Regions from separate parts of the Homo sapiens genome. Here region 1 is linked to region 2. A link is a loop called in an ENCODE intact Hi-C map of the cell type or tissue named here. Cell type or tissue: IMR-90. All regions are shown on one strand. Links, peaks and the distances in the headings refer to the core of each region. The heading gives the core; the rest is flanking DNA. Region 1 overlaps CDH6 (cadherin 6). Region 2 has its middle 690 kb from the start of CDH6.

The links. Hi-C counts contacts between places; a loop is a spot of excess contacts. Peaks named below come from ENCODE experiments on the same cell type or tissue, not always from the same donor. Only the 100,000 strongest peaks of a DNase experiment are listed, where the experiment ranks them.
Region 1: a loop joins it to region 2, with 2.1 times the contacts of the local background. A loop is called at or near these places in 2 of 110 quality-filtered maps.

What each region holds. Positions count from the first base shown.
Region 1 is chr5:31,229,944-31,235,337 of GRCh38, forward strand. All of the region lies in intron 1 of CDH6 (cadherin 6), which reads left to right. Among named protein-coding and RNA genes, the nearest start is that of CDH6, 39 kb to the left of the region's middle. In IMR-90, for the core only: a CTCF peak has its summit at 2,532 (motif pointing left); a DNase peak (open chromatin) is centred at 2,508.
Region 2 is chr5:30,502,388-30,507,781 of GRCh38, forward strand. No RefSeq gene overlaps it. Among named protein-coding and RNA genes, the nearest start is that of CDH6, 690 kb to the right of the region's middle. In IMR-90, for the core only: no CTCF peak of the experiment used is centred there; a DNase peak (open chromatin) is centred at 3,364.

The DNA.
Region 1 (5,394 bases), core at 192-5,191, 730 kb after region 2:
GTCATCTGTTTCATAATTAAATTCTATCTTCCATATCCTTTGAATGCTGTATGGGCGTTTAATTGGCGGATGCTATTTCTGCTGCCACTGTGGCGTGTCTGAACAACAAAGTCAAAATAACAGTGATTCCGCTCCTTGCAGAATATCCCAGTTGAAGAGAATTTGCTTTCTCTTTGGCACAGAAAGAGCCCTGAAGTCCCAATTTAGACACAGCAGTTAAGAAGTTGAGGGCCTCTGAATTCCTGCAGGTTCTCACTCAAGGTGATATTTAGGGTCTACCATTGCAAATTAAAAGATCAACTTAACTTGCATGGGAGAAAAGTCATCTCTGTCCTGTAGATGACTTCTCCAAAGACATAGAGAACTCACTAGGGGATCATACACAGGTTTGTCTGTATAACCATCACAGGCAGAGAATATCTTTTTTTAAAAGTCTGGCTCATTTTCCTTCACTTACTAGAAAAAGAGTCTCTGAGAGTATGTATTAAAGTATTTATGTTAAACACCGTTAAAATACACTTCCAGTGTATTTATTAACAGAGAATTCAGAAGCATTAGGCCTCCTCTACAGATGTATCTTCCTGTTGCATCTTTAAGAAAGCAGCGGAAGATGTTTAAGACCATGAGTAATGTACTCAGTGAAAAATGAGAAAAGAAACTTATAGGCAAAGCAAAGAGAAACAAATCCTCCGTGCAAAAATGAAAATGCTATTTTTTTAAAAACTAACCTATGATTTAGAAACCATCTGCAGAATAATCTTGATTGTGTCCTCAAGTAGAACAACAAATCCATTGAGTTTAATCAAACTCAAAATAATTCTAAAGAGAAATTAGAGATGTATACAAAAGAAGCTAAACAATACAGTATAGCATCCAGGTAAAAATATTATATGCTAATTAATAAACAATTGTAGGGGACTTCATGAACTGTGAATGAAAAGATTAGTGTGAATCTTTATGCAAAATGCTTAAATCCATGTTAAGACGAACAAACTCTTTAAAATGTAAAACCTACACATATAAAAATATGCAGGAAACACAATATGCTCTTTTAAATATTCTTCTAATCACATGATTATATTTTAATTATAGTTTTCATTTGTTGAAAGTATATTCAAATGCAATATTTTTCTTTTCTTCTGGATAACAGTCTTCACTGCCTTATTTTCATCTTAGGGTGATTCAGCCTATAATGATTTAGAGGCCAAATGTTCAAACTCTTTTTAACAGATTACTCACGATGCAATTAAAATTAAATTATGTGCATAAAATTGATATTTTAATCAAATCATTGCGTATCTCCATAGTGGTTTAGCAATAAGGAGAAAAAGACTGGCCTGAAATTCCCAGGATTTTGTCTTCCTTGCCCTTTGGGAATTTCTTTCCTTTTTAGTATCCTTAACAGATTACTGTTTGGCGGGGTCAGAATTCCCATGAATCATATTTAAAGCAGTTCCAGCTTATTTTGAATATTTCATGGACGCTTCCTGTCTCAGTCCATTTTCTGTTGCTCGTAACAGAATGCCTGAAACTGGGTAATTTATAAAGAAAAGGAATTTATTTCTACAATTTGGAGAGCTGAGAAGTCCAAGGTCAAGGGGACATATCTGGTGAGGGCTTTCTTGCTGGTAGAGACTCTATGCAGAGTCCCAAGGTGGCACAGGCCACCACATGGCAAGGAGGCTGAGTGTGCTAGCTCAGATCTTTCTTCCTCTTCTTATAAAGCCTCCAGCTTTACTCCCCATGATAACTCACTAATTCATTAACCCACTATTTCATTAATCCATTAATCCATGCATGAACCTCTTAAAGGTCCCACGTCTCAATAATGCCACACTGGGGATTAAATTTCAACATAAGTTTTGGAGGGGATAAATATTCAAACCATAGCACTTCCTCTGTAGCTCAGCCTCTAACATAAAGAGATAAAAGGGCATTACCATGTCCAGTTTTAGACCTTTGCTCTTAGAAGAAAAATATTCACTTAAGGAGTAGAGTAAGCCTACTATAATTATGTTTCTTTTCAAATCACCCTGATTTGTTTCTCTTGTTCTGCAGGAATTATTTTGTATCTTCCCATTCTTGACCTCTATGTCAAGTGACTGTTTCAGACTTCACAACTTAGGCATCACCATTTAGCTTCTACTTCTGGTCTTACACTACTTTGTTTCTCACTCTTTAATTAGAAATGGTTAATTTGACTTCATGTCTTAAGGCAAGGAGAAAATGAGTCTTAAACAGTATTAAGCTCCCATAAATATTTCACTTTATGCTAATTCCTGTGCTTCCAGCTGAGCCGTTTGAAGTTCTCAAAAAAGTGTTTCTGTTCCCCTCAATTAAATACATAACTGGAAAACAGTAAAATAATTATCAGTTTTACTACCCTGCACTTTATTTTCCAAGCTTTCATTCTGGACGTTTTAAATTTTTCTTCCACATTTTTCTTCCACTAACCCAACCCAGTGTCATAGGTGCTGCCTCCAGCCTGGTTAGACTCTAAGACCCAGGCTTTGGAGGAATCTTAGAGCTCCCTCAAGTGGACATACGTTTAATGCACCCTTAATCTCTACAAAACGTTTTTGGCTGCACCCTCGGTCCAGGACAGGAGTATTTAACTGTCCCAATTTAGAAACATAAGTAGTTTCCTCTTTAAGCTAAAAATATTCTGAAAAGAAAGAAAAGTTCAAACAAGTTTGCAAAGCAAATGGATTTGAGTGGCCAATGAAAACATATCAAGTCAGGCTTTTTAGTTATTGGTTTTGCTTGTGAGAATGTAACTTGGAATTATTAATTACAATATCATCTATTCATTTGGATAAAATGTTATCTGTTGAGGAAATTATAAATGCAACACTTATATGGCACTTATGCTATTGCCACATGTACCATACACCAGGCATTGTTCTAAGAGTTTTCCATATATTAATTCATTTCATCCTCACAACATTCCTCCAAAATAGGTCCTTTAATACTCCCCGTTGTACAGATGAAGAAACTGAGTCACAGAGAAGTTAAATAACCTTTCAAAGGTTGCAGAGCTAGAATATGGAAGAGCCAGTGTGCAAACCCAGGCAGCCCAAAGTTCACTATATCATGCTGTTTCTTACCATGCAATGAACAACTGAATATACAAATACACACACACGCGTACATAGACATATCTCTATAAACACACTTATATATGCACATACGCCTTCACATGTTACACATCCACACACATATACACACAAATGCACACATATACACATACAGAGAGTATATATTATAAGGAGCATATTTTACACAAAAAAATAAAGTATAAAAGCTAAAAGAGAAGAGAGATAAATTACAAACATTTTAATCAAAGCTTTAAAAACTTTACTTATCCAACCTGGGCAACATGGCAATGCCCCGTCTCTACAAAAAAAAAAAAAATACAAAAATTAACCGGGCATAGTTGTGCACACCTGTAGTCCCAGCTACTCAGGAGGCCGAGGTGGGAGGATCGCTTGAGCCTGGGAGGTGGAGGTTGCCATGAGCCAAGATCATGCCACTGCACTCCAGCTGGCATGACAGAGTGGGACTCTGTCTCAAAAAAAAAAAACAAAACAAAAACTTTGCTTATCATATTTCCTTGTTATTGCTTATCATTACTCATTAAAATTTCTGGTCATCTCATCTCTTACTCTAATTCACTTACTCTGACCTTGCTTCATTAAGACCATTGAAAGTTTCTTTCCTGTGTGGCTACGACATTTGCTGTTTTTTCTACTGGAAACTTCCGCCAGTTCTTCCCATGACTGGCTCATTGTCATGATTCCAGTTTCTTCACGGAGAGGTCCTCCTTGACTTTATAAAACACCCACCGCCTCACTCTCTACTACTCAGCATCCCTTTACCCATTCCACTTTACCTCCATAGGCCTCACCAATGATTCAAAAATATATTACCTGACTATCATTCACTTGCTTCGAGTGTGTCTCCTCTACTAGAACGTAAATTCCATGAGGCAGGACATGTTAGGAACTCAAAAGATAATTCTCAGTGAATGATTGAATTATTACATGTTCCATTCTGATGGCTTTTGAACAAATGAAAAATTGTGATAATAGTCTATATCTCAAATACATTTTTTTCATAATGTTTTTCTGTTTAAAGTGTGTTCTTAATACTTTGACTAAGTATCAAATTTTAAAGTCTGAAAATATTTAAATGTGTAGCCTCATAACAATTGTATTTAAAGGTTTTTTTTATTCTTTATTAACATGTTACTCTTGCCTGATGTTGTAACAAGAACTGATGATAAACTAGATGTTTAAGTACATGCAAAAATTGTGCTAAAATAGTACCAGAAAAGAAAATTTGTAAATCTGTAAATTTCTATAAACTGGGATAAAATCTTAAAAGACTTTTTCTGGTTTTATTCATGGACTGTGTCACCATTTTAGAATCTTATCACATATATGGAGTGTATGTCTGCTAATTAAGTCATATTTAGCAAAACCATCAGAGATTGATAATGGGAAGGTATCCACAGAGTAACTACCCTAAAAGAGTGTTACTAATAACTAGATGCCATTTTCCTCATACTTGCCATTCAGCATCCTATACAGCTGATAGGTGGGGAATCCCATCTCCACCTCCACTCCACCACCAGGTTCTCACTGTAAATCATAGAATGTCCACATTCCTTCCTTTCCACTTCTTTGCTTCTCTTCTGTGACTCTTCTCACTCCCTACCACAAGTATTTCATCAGTTTTTATAAAAATAGACCTTTCTTCTTTTCTAGGCTCCAGACCTTCTTTCTTAGGCCTCTATTATTATATTGATTAGCTCAAATTATATACATAAACATATACATACATATGCATGACACATATGCATACATATATACATGCATGCACATATGCATGTGTATATAGGTTTGCACATATACATACATACATATATACTCTTTATGATATTGAAGCTACTTTAAAATTAATTTCTTGCTCTATTAGCCTAAGTAACTCAAAGCATCCTGTCCCCAAGCACTCCATTATCCACAAGTGTGTAATATGAAGGCCTCCCTGTGGGGGTGAGGGAGTTTGCCATACTGTACTCAATATCATCAATTAATAGATGGTTCAACCTATTTTAGATTTTGAGATACTGAGCGAGTTGCCAAATATCCAGCTGAGAAGACCATGGGGTAGAAGAAAATTTTTGAATCACCCATTCAATCCTAGATCCTACTACCATATAATCAATTTCTTTAGGGTTTAAATATATTTTTATGATACCATATAATTTCATCTTTTCTATTCCTTTTTCTTTTTTTTTTTTTTTTTGCCTTGTATGCCATTCTTTCAAGCCCAAAGTTAGAAAAATTCCATTTTTTTCAGTCAATCCATTACATCAGAGGCAACACCAAC
Region 2 (5,394 bases), core at 337-5,336:
AACACAGACAAGTGTCCTAGAAAAAAATATGCCAGTGGAAGAGATTGTGCAATAAGAAAACCACAGAAAAGCTGAGAGGGAATGGTCAGTGCAATAATAGCAGATTCAAGAATGTGCACCTGGCCAGGCATCTGTGACTCAAGCCTGTAATCCTAGCAGTTTGGGAGGCTGAGGTGGGAGGATTGTTTGAGTCTAGGAGTTCAAGATCAGCCAACACAATAAGCAAGACCCCATCTCTGCAATAAATGAAAAAATTAGCTAGGTAAAGTGATGTGCACCTGTAGCCCCAGATAAAGGAGAAGCTGAGATGGGAGGATCACTTGAGCCCAGTAAGTCTAGGTTGCAGTGAACTATGATCATGCCACTGCACTCCAACCTGGGCACAGAGTGAGACCCTGTGTCAAAAAAAAAAAAAAAAAAAAAAGGTAAGAATGTGTACCCTTTCAGAAAAAAAAAAGAACAATTGACCCTTGAACAACGTGGGGGATAGAGGGTTAGGTGGTTATGAGTACCACTCCCTACACAGTAAAAAAATCCACGTGTAACAGTTGACTCCCTAAAAACTTATCTAGTAATATTTCACTGTTCACCAGAAGCCTTACAAATAACATAAATAGTTGATTAACACAGATTTTCTATGCTATGTGTATTATATACTGCATTCTTGCAATAGAGCAAACTAGAGAGAGAAAATGTTTTTACAAAAATCATAAGGAAAGAAAAATATATTTACCGTGAATTAAGTGGAAATGGATCATCATAAAAGTTTTCAGCCTCATCATCTTCCTGTTGAATAGGCTCAGGAGGAGGAAGAGGAGGAATTGTCTTGTTGTCTCAAGGGTGGCAGTGGCAGAAGAAAATCTGTGTATAAGTGAATCCACACAGTTCAAACCCAGGTTGTTCAAGGGTCAACTGTCGTGCTAAATATAACCTTTCTCCTATAGTGTCACATGCAGTAGAGAGATAATTTAAAACAATATTATTCAAAGAGAGAGCTTAAAGTATTGTACAAGGAAGGTCATTATTGACCTTCAGTATAGTTCCACTTTGTGATAGGGCCTAAAGCCAAAGAATAATAAGTGTTTTAGGAGAAATACAAAATATACCGTTAGTATTTCAAGATATTCAGAGATGTAGAAAGGAAGTAAGTCCTGTTTAATGTGTAAGCCAGATCCACAAAAGACTTTTTAATACTCTGAGTTACTTGTATATCCTATGATACATAAGAAATTTATTTTCTTGCACTGAGTGTTGAAAAATACACATTGACTTGAACTAAATAACATCAATTTGGGCAAAATGTAAGCAGAGACAATTATTTTTAAAAATGTAAAAGTATAAAAGAAGCCAAGAATACTTAATGGAGAAAGGCAACAGAAGTTGGGGATGAAGAGGGTATCACAAATAATATTACAGAAAATAAATTGGGGATATAATAATAGTGAAAAAGGAGAAACAATGTAAATGTAGTAAGAAATTCTAGCTATGCAAGGATGGTGTGGCTGGAGGATAGGGTTTGTCAAGAAAGCAAATGTGTAGAAATTCCTGAGAAAGTGCTGGCAGTTTGCACACATCATGGAAAGCTGAGCCAAGGTTGGATAACATGAAATTCTAATGCGTTGTAACAAAAGGAGTCTTCACCTATTTTGCTTCTCTTCGATTAGGTTTGGAAACCGAGGGAGAGAAGAGTACAAAAGAAGTGACATGTAGTCAAGATCAATATCAAGCTTTTTTTCCCTTACTTCTGCAAGGATCATATGCATTCACAGCACAGGGTGCTGAAATAAATCACAGATAAAAACTATGGTTGGGGAAGAGTCATCTGCATGATAGTGAAGTTACCTAGATTGAAGACAGAGGTGGGATTTTTGACTCTATTGCAAGTGGAGTTTTTGAAAGTATTATTAAAAAATCTGAACTTTAAGCATTGTGTCCATTGAAAGATTAAAGGGAGTCTCCAGGCCATTCCAGGGAATGAGGCCGCTAGGTCCTGTCAGTGTTTTGGAGACAGCATTTACTCCTTGGCAATAACGGAGGGATTGAGCAGAACATCCTGGGGTGTTATGGGAAGTGTCCCCGGGAGAGCAGACCAGAGAACAGGGTAGCTTGCAAGGACAAAGATTATAAAATCTCAGCTTGACCAAGCCATAAAGCTGCCTGACTTCAAGGACCATATGAGCTCAGATCCTGAATCTTTCAACAGTGATTACGAGGGGCTGAAACAGCTGTACTGCCTGCAGTTTTCAGGTACCATAAAAGTAAATATCACGTACACTTCTCTTTACCTGAAAAAAGTCAAACTCATTACTTTAAAGTTATACCTTGTATTGAAATTTCCTAAAAAGAGTGGTTTTCATGTCTCCCCTGGAGGTTATGTATAAGTTAAATCTAATATATTGTAATATGTGATAATGTAATTGAGGAACAGAAAGTAATTGAAATTCACTAATGAATTAATCCTTGGAAGACTACTATAAGATACAGAGGGGATAGATATTGTTTTATCTCAGGAAAAACTGAGGCATTGAGTAGCTGCCTATCTAAAGCCATTTAAAAAAGAAGTTGAAAGCTATAAATTGTAGATGATTTTATATTGTACCTGACCTAGCTCTGAAAAAAAAAAAATCAAAAGAGGCAGATTCATGCTTTCCAGGCATGCCCGGGGAATGATGGAGGATTCTCTTTTTATGTTAATCCATTCTCTTTGAGTCAAAAGCTGACAGTGCACAGACAACAAAGGGACTGCTAAGTCTGCTGTCCAAAAATACTCACCACAATTTGTCAGGCTTCACATTATACATGGCTTTTTACACATCGCTGGCCTCTAAACATAAAAGATCCTGTTGGTTTCCCTAATTAAATAGAGTGAGATCAAAGGTTCACCAATGTCTATCTGACTGTCTCACGGTATTCCAGAACTGAAAGCAAATAAGAAGTGTATGAAAAATGTATCAGAAGTTCCAGAGATTGAGCTCTCTTTTTGGTTTCTTTACCTTTAGAAAAATAAAAATAAAGCCAAGGCAGCCTCTGAATGTTGCTCATATTTCTTTTGTTGGTGTTTTTCCTTAACTAGATAATTGTTTTGTCCTCACAGTTGGGGAAGACTGAAGTTCAGAATATAGAGATACCAGACATTTCATCTGTGTAGAAAAGATGACATTGCATTAGGGTCCAGAAATGCTATAATGAATATTTTCTAGGTACAAAAAAGACCCTGACACACGCTTTTTCATAAGCCAATAATATATAATAGAAGAAGATGCATTAAAATAAAATATGGCTGGTCTTCAGTGACTAAACTCCTACTTTAGAATTGTGAATCCATCCATAGATTGTTCACAATGGAGTTACTGTTTACAGGAAATTCCAATGTCAAAGAGATGATCTAATCCTGATTCCTTTGGGGTGAGTCAATATTGATTATTCTCATTAGGGGAACAATAAGTAATGGATTTGGAAAAGGCCTTCTCTTTTAGGACTATTATGCTTTGGCTGAAAAAAACTTTGAAAAAAATTCTTAAATATCTAAGGAAAATGTGCTAGGATGTACTCACTACATCTTTCTCCCTCCAAACATATTTAATTATTCCAAGATTCATAAAGATAAAAATAAAATAAATTTGAAATATTAAATAAATAACTTTTATCTAGTAGATGTTTTGTATCTGATATGGTCTCTTATATGACTCTAAACATACTTCAAAGACCTTCACATGGGTTTTCTATGTAACATAAAATAGGCTAACCAAAAGTTTAAATGACAAATAATTATCAATGAAAGGTTACCAGGAAAAAAAAAGTAAATGCTTGCATACTTTACTAAGCAACAAAAATTACTTTCTTCAATATGCTCTTTATTAAAATGTAATAAAAATCTATCCTGAGAACCAGATGGTAGATGACATGATAAATTAAAGCCCTACATAAGCGCAAATAGAAAAAAAAATAACTTGCTGCTGACATAAATGACATTTACAATATCACATGTTTTTTCTAATGAATATGAGATGATCTTGATATTGCAAAAGACCTTTATTCCAGAAATGAAACAGCTAGAGGAGAAAAAAGTGAGGCAGCAACTTGCAGTTCTATAGAAATAGCAAATGCTATCTATGACCTATATATTACAATTTGAAAAAGAATATTTGAATAGTAATGAAAAATTGACACAGCTAGAAAGAATACTGATTATTTTTCAATTAGGATGTTCTCTTATTCTTTTATTTCTATTTGTCTGACATGGAATAAAAATAAATTATGTGTCTAATATATTTAATACTTACCTAACTACCTTGATTCTGGTCAAATGCGCTCCAAATTATTATGTTAATATTTTTATGATTATGCCACAACTTAACTTACCAGCATATGGAAAGGTCTAAGTAAGTGCTTATGAGAACCTATGACATTCTGGGTTATCACAGGCTTAATTTGAAATATTTCTCCACCATTTACCAGCTGTATGATTTTGGGCATGTTACTGAACTACTGAACTACTCTAATCTTTTGATTTCTTTTCCTAAAATTGGGGATTTCATTAGTATATATGCTAAAATAGTAGATTTAAACAGGGTGATGTAAACAACACTTAATAAACATCTGACACAGGGTAGACTTCAATAAAGCATCAGTCATCATTATTATAGTTCACAGGTTATAATAAATACGACAAAAATGTAAATTAAATACTTCAACATTAATTGAAGGCCATTTGCTGTCTCAGTTATAAGTCTCATTTCTTAAGCTAAAACATAACCTGTTTTGGCAGACTCTTTTCAACAGTTGTTATTCGTGCCTGGCTATGAAAATATTAATGGCTGTGCATACCAAACAGATCTCAACTATCGCCATGAACCAAATATATAAACATTTTAGGAATTGTTTCTTGTTAGAAATTGCCAATAAACTGCTTATTGCTTTGCAAATATTGGACCTGGGAAAATAATGCTACATCTACTAAAACCTTACAGGGAGTACCTGATGGCCCATTAATTACATAAATGTGGAAGAAACAAACAAGAATTGTAGGACCTTAAGAAATCTGGTCATTATGCATGCTCATACCAAGCTTAGAAAGAGGTAACATTTTGAAAAAGAAAAATAAATAAATAAATAATATTCTTAGATAAATTTTAGATTGATCATAACAAAATGTAATAGATAGAGAGCTATGAAAATGAGAATATTTAAACTGAAAGCCCATATTCAGTTAACCTTATCTCAGTAGTAGCACCTTTTCTCACCTAAGTATATGGCAGTAACTAACTTTACTGGTAGACTGTCTCAGTGTTAAAAATAAAGTTGAATGCCAGCCCACGTCAACAAAGTCATATATATTGATATAAATTAATAATAGGAGAGATTTTCATCTTACCTAAGAATTTGAACTCAACA